Linked DNA regions of Homo sapiens: region 1 is linked to region 2. Evidence: chromatin contacts called from ENCODE Hi-C or POLR2A ChIA-PET data. All regions are on one chromosome and are shown on one strand. The core of a region is the stretch at or near the end of the contact, and the rest is flanking DNA. Distances in the headings are between cores, read along the strand shown. Region 1 overlaps LOC102724152 (a long non-coding RNA gene). Region 2 overlaps PLG (plasminogen).

Region 1 (3,873 bases), core at 757-3,256, 2.9 Mb before region 2:
GTTCCACCAAAGCCATTTACATTTCTCCCTTCTCCTTCCCTTCCTCTGCAAGGGAGGCTTCTTTGCAACCCAGGTGGCCATGGCCCATAACCCTGGCCAATAAGATGGAGGGTGCAAGTCCAAGAGGAAAGATTACCTTCTCCCAAAACCATACAGAGGCTCTATGCTCTTTGATTTCCTTTGCCCTTGTGCAAAAATCACTAGCTATGTCAGATCTACCAGTAGGATTTATTGTTTTGATTTGTTTGTTTGTTTAAAAAAATCCTAACTGCTGAAGTAATCAAAACTAAGAAAATGGTCACAAAAGTGTCCAAGAAAACCAGAGGTATTGCCTTCCTGGTTCCAGAAAGCATTTCCATTTTGAGGCAGCAAAATTAATATCTTAATTCTCAAAATTATAAGACAAAAAATTCTGGAAGGAATTACTCAAACTAAAAGAATCTAGAATGCAAAATCAATAATCCCTGTGGCATAGCTATCACTTTCCTACAAATATTTCTGGCTTTCCTTCTGGGAATAAGATGGGCTTGTGCTTCCTTGCCCCTCCAACATGAGATATCACGGTCGTTTGTTACAGCAAAATAACCAGTCTGACTGCTACCCAATGCTAACAAACAAACTCTGGAAAATGCAGGGACATTGAGTTGGAGAAAATGATCTTTGAAAAGCCCTGAAAAGCGGGGCACGGTGGCTCATGCTTGTAACCTCAGCACTTTGGGAGGCCGAGGCGGGCGGATCACGAGGTCAGGAGATCGAGACCACAGTGAAACCCCATCTCTACTAAAAATACTAAAAATTAGCCAGGCATGGTGGTGGGTGCCTGTAGTCCCAGCTACTCGGAGAGGCTGAGGCAGGAGAATGGCGTGAACCCGGGAGGCGGGGCTTGCAGTGAGCCAAGATCACACCACTGCACTCCAGCCTGGGCGACAGAGCGAGACTCTGTCTCAAAAAAAAAAAAAAAAAAAAAAAAAGAAAAGAAAGGCACTGGAATGTTATCAAGATCACCCAGTGACTCCGATGTGCAAGAAAGCTTAGAAACCATCCAATCAAAGTCTTTTTTTCTTAATTCAAAAAAAAAACACTCTTTTTATGGGCATAAAAGTATTTATTTCAAAGAGGTCAGAAAGCAATGGCTGGCCATGCCAGAAAAGGAAGCTAAGACGGCTAGGATCTAACTAGGAGGGTAAGTTGCAACCTGTTCATACTGCCCAGATGGAAAGGGGACTCCTATAATATCAGCTTCATACATCCACTGTCTGTAACTTCCGTTACCTAATACCATCTCCGTCAGCCTTTCAGCCAAGTATGGTAGCATCTTTCTCGAATATTTATAAATTGCCTACAAGCACTGAAATTGCTGTTAGAAACTATACATCTTCAAACATGCACACTCCATTCTGTTCTCTCCAGACTCTGTTCTCCCCAGAATCCTGCTAATTTCTCTACAGTTTCAAGTCTCAGTCAGGGCTTCAGAAGGTTGAGGAACAGGCTACCCTCTGCAGTCAAGTTTGTCCTGGCTACGAAGTCCTGCCCCACCTGCAATCTGCCTCTGCCCTCGTGCAGTTGTGACAGACTGGAAAGCGCATTGTATTGAATTACCCTTTCTAGAAAAGAGCCAAGTAAGAAATTAGTTATTCATAAGTTCTTTGTGCATGATTTGCCACAGAAATAACATGAACTATTTTTGTAGGGCTTTGACAAACCTGACTAGGCTTAGCCCAACCTGGAATAGTCCCTGGGGAGCCTGCGAAAAACAAGCCACATGAGCTGTCCTGATGCTAGCTTCTGAGGGCCCTGACCCCCAGATCTCTATCCTCCCCCTCACCCTGCTTCTCATCCCCACCCCCTGCAGTCCTTCCTCTCAGGCTTTTGCAGTTACTCAAGATACTGTGCACGTAGCAGAGCAATCAGATGCTTTCTCTCAGATGGCTTGGCTAATGGCCACTTCCTGTGGTTGTCAAATGAAAAAAGAAGAACTAGCACATCCCCAATGACTTATTGTATCACTTCCCGTATCTGACTATCTGGCAGCCAGCATAATTTAACATCACTCGTAAATTAAGAGCCTCTTGCGAGGGTGCCACAGCTGAGCCCACCACCCCGTTTTGCTGATTAGAAAGAAACCGTGCCAGGACTTCCATTATGAATAGTCATTTCCTAAAATGTAACTCCAACAACACTGACATCTAATCATATATTAAATGAATGAATAGGGGTTCCATATCCACCCTGTGGACCTCTGAGCTCATTCTGAAGATTAAAGTGACTTCCTTTAACGTTCTCCCCACTAGCACCGTGCCCGTAAGGCCAGATTTCACCGCGACCGCCCCTTGCACCCCCCAACCAGCCCTCCAGCCCCCAGGTTATCCCCCACACTTTTCCCTGTCTCTTGGCTTTGCTCCGTTTCCCTTCCCTTCATGGCCTGGCCTGTGAGAAGAGTCAAGGTGAGCTCAAGCGAGGACCCTCATTCTGCCCCAACACCTCAGGCCCCTTTCTTGTTGAGAGTGGACAGCTCCATCAGGCACTTGGTGCCAAATGGAAGCAATGGAACTCGGTGCTGGCTCTCCATGTCCAGCCAGCGCTGGCTGCAAGCAGCAGAGACAAGCAGGGGCAGAAATCATAAGCAGACCCCTAGGGCTGCGTGTCCTCCCCTGGGCAGGCACACAGTGGGGCGTGCTAAGCAGCTTCGTAGGTAGTGGCTGCGCCGCATCTTGTTGACCTTAGCAGAGAATCCCATTCTCTGCTAGGCTTTCCAGCCAGGCTGGAAAAGCCTAGCTCATACTTGAGGAAAAAGACCTCCTTGATGCCATATAGGTGGTTTTGCATGTGCGTTCGTTCTGTTCTCTTGCTTTTTTCAGTGTGGGATTGTGAATGAGCACTGGAGCTGGGTCCAATGGCCCAATTTGCACACTGGCTTTGTTTGGTGCAGAGCGTGGCCACGGCCTCAGCAGCCCTATTGGAAGTGAGCTGTGTTTGGGTAAATCATGACCTCTCTGAGCCTTGGGTTTCCCTCTGTAAAATCGCAACCACACTCTACTGAGCCTTGATCTATGTTCAGGACTGTGAAAAATCAATGAGACAACACATATGAAAATACTCTGGGAAATGGAAATTTATAGCTGTCATTTTGCTAAAACTTATAAGAATAGATTAGCCCAGTTCTAGTAATAACTTCATCATTTATGAGTTGTGTGTCTTTAAACATGATATTTAAACTTCCTCAACCACAGGAACTTCATACAACTCATGGCTCCTTCCTAAGTTTGCTGTGAAAACTAAAATGAGTTGATATAAAATACATACCACAGTACTTGGCAGAGAACGTGAGCTCGGTAAATGACAACTGCTTTTATTTGTTATTGTTAGTATTTTTATTATCTGAAGAGGACAAAGAAGATAAAAAGCTTGTCCAAAAAAAAAATGAGATGCCATTTTTATATTTTATGAGTCTCGAAAAGATCAGGGACGTGGTTTCTAAAATGACTTTGATTCAAAAATAAAGACCAGTGTTTGATAGCTTCAGAATATTGTCTAACGGATTTGGGAACTCTGAAAAAAAAATATGAGAACAGCTGACACACTGCAGCTTAAATATAATCAGTCACTGAAATTGCTCTGCAATTTGTTTCAGTGTTTTCCTGTGGATTTCTTTTTTTAACCCTACATGTGTCCTAAATATATAATTATATGGCAGAGTATAATAGCTCATTTGGAATTATTGAGGTCCATTATATAATCCAGTAGGACCATGGGGCGGGGCCTGGAGGGGGTGGTTTTTCACTTGATGAGCACCACACATGCACTGGAGTAGAAGCTAATAGATGGTCTTAGCCCCAATTATCTTCTTCCCCAGGCCAGTCTCCCAAAAGACAG
Region 2 (4,048 bases), core at 589-3,088:
ATGAGGTCAGCATCATCCTGATACCAAAACCTGGCAGAGACACAAAAACAACAAAAAACTTCAGGCCAATATCCTTGATGAACACTGATGCAAAAATCCTTTACAAAATACTTGCAAACCAAATCCAGCAGCACATAAAAAAGCCAATCCATCGTGATCAAGTAGGCTTTATCCCCAGAATGTAAGCTTGGTTCAACATACATAAATCAATAAATGTGATTCATCACATAAATATAACTAAAGAGAAAACCCACATGATTATCTCAATAGATGCAGAAAAGGATTTTGATAAAATTTACCATCCTTTATATTGAAAACTCTCAATAAACTAGGTACTGAAGGAATATATCTCAAAATAATAAGAGACAGCTATGACAAGTCCACAGCCAACATCATACTAAATGGGCAAAAGCTGGAAGCATTCCCCTTGAAAACTGGCACAAGATAAGGATGCCCTCTTTCACCACTCCTATTCAACATAGTATTGGAAGCCCTGGTCAGAGCAATCAGGCAAGAGAAAGAAATAAAGGGCATCCAGATAGGAAGAGAGGAAATCAAACGATCCCTGTTGGCAGATGACATGACTCTATGTCTAGAAAACCCCATAGTCTCAGCCCAAAAGCTCCTTCAGCTGATAATCAACTCCAGCAAAGTTTCAGGATATAAAATCAATGTACAAAAATCACTAGCATCCCTTTACACCAACAACAGCCAAGCCCAGAGGCAAATCAGGAACACAGTCCCATTCACAAATGCCACAAAAAGAATAAAATATGTAAGAATACAGCTAACCAGAGAGGTAAAGATCTCTACAATAAGAATTACAAAACACTGCTCAAAGAAATCAGAGATGACACAAATGAATGGAAAAACATCCCATGCTCATGGATTGGAAGAATCAATATCATTAAAATGGCCATACTGCCCAAAGTAATTTACAGATTCATTGCTATTCCTATCAAACTGCCAATGATATTCTTCACAGCACTATTAAAAAACTACTTCAAAAATTTATATATAACCAAAAAGGAGCCAGAATAGCCAAGGCAATCCTAAACAAAAAGAACAAAGCTGGAGACATCACATTACCTGGCTTCAAACTATACTTCAGGGCTACAGTAACAAAAACAGCATGGTACTGGTAAAAAAAAAAAAAAAAAAAGACACGTAGACCAGTGGAACAGAATAGAGAGCCCAGAAATAAGGCCACACACCTACAGACATCTGATTTTTAACAAAGCTGACAAAAACAAGCAATGGGAAAATAACTCCCTATTCAATAAATGGTGCTGGGGTAACTGGCTAGCCATATGTAGAAGATGGAAACTGGACCCCTTTCCTTACACCATATACAGAAATCAACTCAAGATGGATTAAAGACTTAAATGTAAAATCCAAAAGTACAAAAATCCTGGAAGACAACCTAGGTAACACCATCCTGGACATAGGAACGGGCAAAAATTTCATGAAGATGCCAAAAGCAATCTCAACAAAGGCAAAAATTGACAAATGGGATCTAATTAAACTTAAGAGCTTCTGGACAGAAAAAGAAACTCTCAAGGGAGTAAAGGGAAAACCTAGAGAACAGGAGAAAATATTTGCAAACTATGCACCTGAAAAAGGTCTAATATCCAGCATCTATGAGGAACTTAAACAAATTTACAAGAAAAAAAAAACCCCATTAAAAAATGGACAGGGGACACTAACACACTTTTCTAAAGAAGACATGCCTGTGGCCAACAAACATATGAAAAAAAGCTCAATATCACTGATCGTTAGAGAAATGCAAATCAAAACCACAATGAAAAATCATCTCACACCAGCCAGAATGGCTTCCTAAAAAGTCAAAAAATAACAGATGCTGGCAAGGTTGCAGAGAAAAGAGAACACTAACAGCTGGTGGGACTGTAAATTAGTTCATCCACTGTAGAAAGCAGTATGGTGATTCTCAAAGAGCTAAAAGCAGAACTAACTTTCAACCCAGCAATCCTACTACTGGCGATATACCTAGAGGAATATAAATCATTCTACCCTAAAGACACATGCACATGAATGTTCATTGCAGCACTATTCACAGTAGCAAAGACATGGAATCACCTATATGACCATCAATGACACATTGGATGAAGAATATGTGGTACATATACACCATGGAATACTGTTTAGCCATAAGAAAGAATGAGGTAATATCTTTTACAGGAACATGAATGGAGCTGGAGGCCGTTATTCTTAGAAAACTAACACAGGAACAGAAAACCAAATACCACATGTTCACAGTTATAAGTGGGAGCTAAGTGATGAGAACTCATGGACACAAAGAAGAGAGCAACAGACACTGGGGCCTACTTGAGGGAGAAGAGTGGGAGGAGGGAGAGGAGCAGGAAATACTAAGAATTGGGTACTAGGGTTAGTACCTAGGTGACAAAATAATCTGCATGACAAACCACTGTTTACATATACAAGAAACTTGCACATGTACCCCTGAACCTAAAATAAAAGTTAAAAATTAATTAATTGAAATAAAAATGTTCTGAAAACAGAGAGAGAGAGAGAGACTCAAAGACACAGTTTTCCTCCCTTTGATCATGTGCCTTGAAGACTGATTAAGACATAGACAGGTGCCCAGGCAAAATCAGGAGTGGGGTGGACCACATTCATGGATAGGAATTTGCACAGCTTTCTCCAAAATGATCATTTTGTCACATGGACTGTAGGTCAAAACCAATTCGTTATGTGGGCAATGGAATTTATCTCACCTTGGGTTTCTCCCCAGCCAGTGATGAAACATTCGGTCCGGTCAGCGACCACATAATTTGGGGATGGCAGACAAGCTGGGATTACTTTGTCAGTGATGACGGCAGGACTGAAAGAAAAGCATCAGCAGTTATGTTTGACTGCTCTGCTCGCAGCTGCAGTACCCACAACCAGTCATCCCTGTCTTGAGGCCCCAGAGCCCTCTGAACTGGCACTGCCTTGCTTCACTGACACAGAGCAACGTAGAACACAGAGTTTCACCCTCACATTTGCCTGTGGTTGTCTATGGACTATGCAGATGTAAGGTTTCATTTGAAAGGCATCAGTTGCATGCAAGATACTGCTGGTGGCCTTCACCTTTGAAAGTAGGGATGACAAAGGCGCACTTCTCATGTATATTCTGTGCACAACTGGAATCTCATGCTGAGTGTGTCCTTTTACATTAATCGAATAGGGCATTGATCAGTGCATGGAATGTCTGACTGAGATGCCACCAAGAGGCTGTAAAATTGCAAATGTGTTGTGTGCCCAGAGCAACTTGCTCCATCCTTGGATCCTCCATTTCCTCCTCAGTGAATGTTACTACGCCATAGTTGTAAGAATCCAGTAAAATACTTGATACCAAATGAAAGAGGATTGGAAATAAGCCTTTTGCTTGAACAAAATGGTATTTGTTTTCAAAGAACATTCATATACTTTAGAGTCCCAGGGACTCTCAAACATTAGAACTCCGGTTTTTAGACCTGATTCTACTTTAGTAAGTTCAAGAGGATAAAGGATTGGAAATAAGAAATGCCCTATTCTGATCAAGAAACATCATCGTCACCAACTTTGAAGCAGGCACACTTTCTGCTTCTGAGCATCATCAGAAGGCCCAGCCTGTCATGCAGACGTCCTCACTCTACAGGTTCCCTGGTGGAGCACTAAATGCCCTAGACTCGGGGTGTGGGGATGTGGGGTGGGAACTCTAAACTCGAAATGTATCAGCCTATCAGAGAACTCCTCCAAAACCCAAAATTTCCAAATTACTTGTTCAAGCCATCAGAACACCCCAGCTCTCTGAGGATCATGAGGAACGGGGACCTTCTATTTGCACATTTGCTGGGATGGCGGGGAGGACACTGGGGAGCAGGAGGGAGATCAGCTACTGTTTATAAAGGCTGAGCTGGAAAGGCTCTTCTCTCCTTCTAGAGTGTCAGAGCATCCCAGGACATCACCCCTCAGTTCACAGACCCAGAGAAGCTGCCCTGGGCTTGTGGCCAGGCCCAGGAGAGCAGCTCAGGCTCCTGCCCCG

Evidence for each region. A loop is a pair of places that touch in the nucleus more often than their neighbours do. ChIA-PET counts read pairs that join two places held with the same protein, here RNA polymerase II (POLR2A). Pooled maps may share reads with other maps.
Region 1: a loop to region 2 is called in a map with no recorded cell type, with 8 times the contacts of the local background. The contact joins two enhancer-like sites. A Hi-C loop is called at or near these places in 1 of 37 single-sample maps with no recorded cell type and 2 of 50 pooled maps. POLR2A ChIA-PET finds 5 or more read pairs at or near these places in 1 of 52 experiments (OCI-LY7).

The regions. Positions count from the first base shown.
Region 1 is chr6:163,665,949-163,669,821 of GRCh38, reverse strand. The region is part of intron 1 of LOC102724152 (a long non-coding RNA gene); the gene reads left to right. Among named protein-coding and RNA genes, the nearest start is that of QKI, 250 kb to the right of the region's middle. Within about 2 kb of position 2,006, at least 6 of the 41 ENCODE cell types and tissues checked have a DNase peak (open chromatin) inside an H3K27ac peak, as active enhancers do; they include OCI-LY7, where a contact is called at or near this core.
Region 2 is chr6:160,740,126-160,744,173 of GRCh38, reverse strand. It overlaps PLG (plasminogen), which reads right to left. Exons shown (of 19, transcript NM_000301.5): 17 at 2,757-2,863. Among named protein-coding and RNA genes, the nearest start is that of PLG, 40 kb to the right of the region's middle. RefSeq lists an enhancer at 1,747-1,816. Within about 2 kb of position 1,838, at least 2 of the 41 ENCODE cell types and tissues checked have a DNase peak (open chromatin) inside an H3K27ac peak, as active enhancers do; they include OCI-LY7, where a contact is called at or near this core.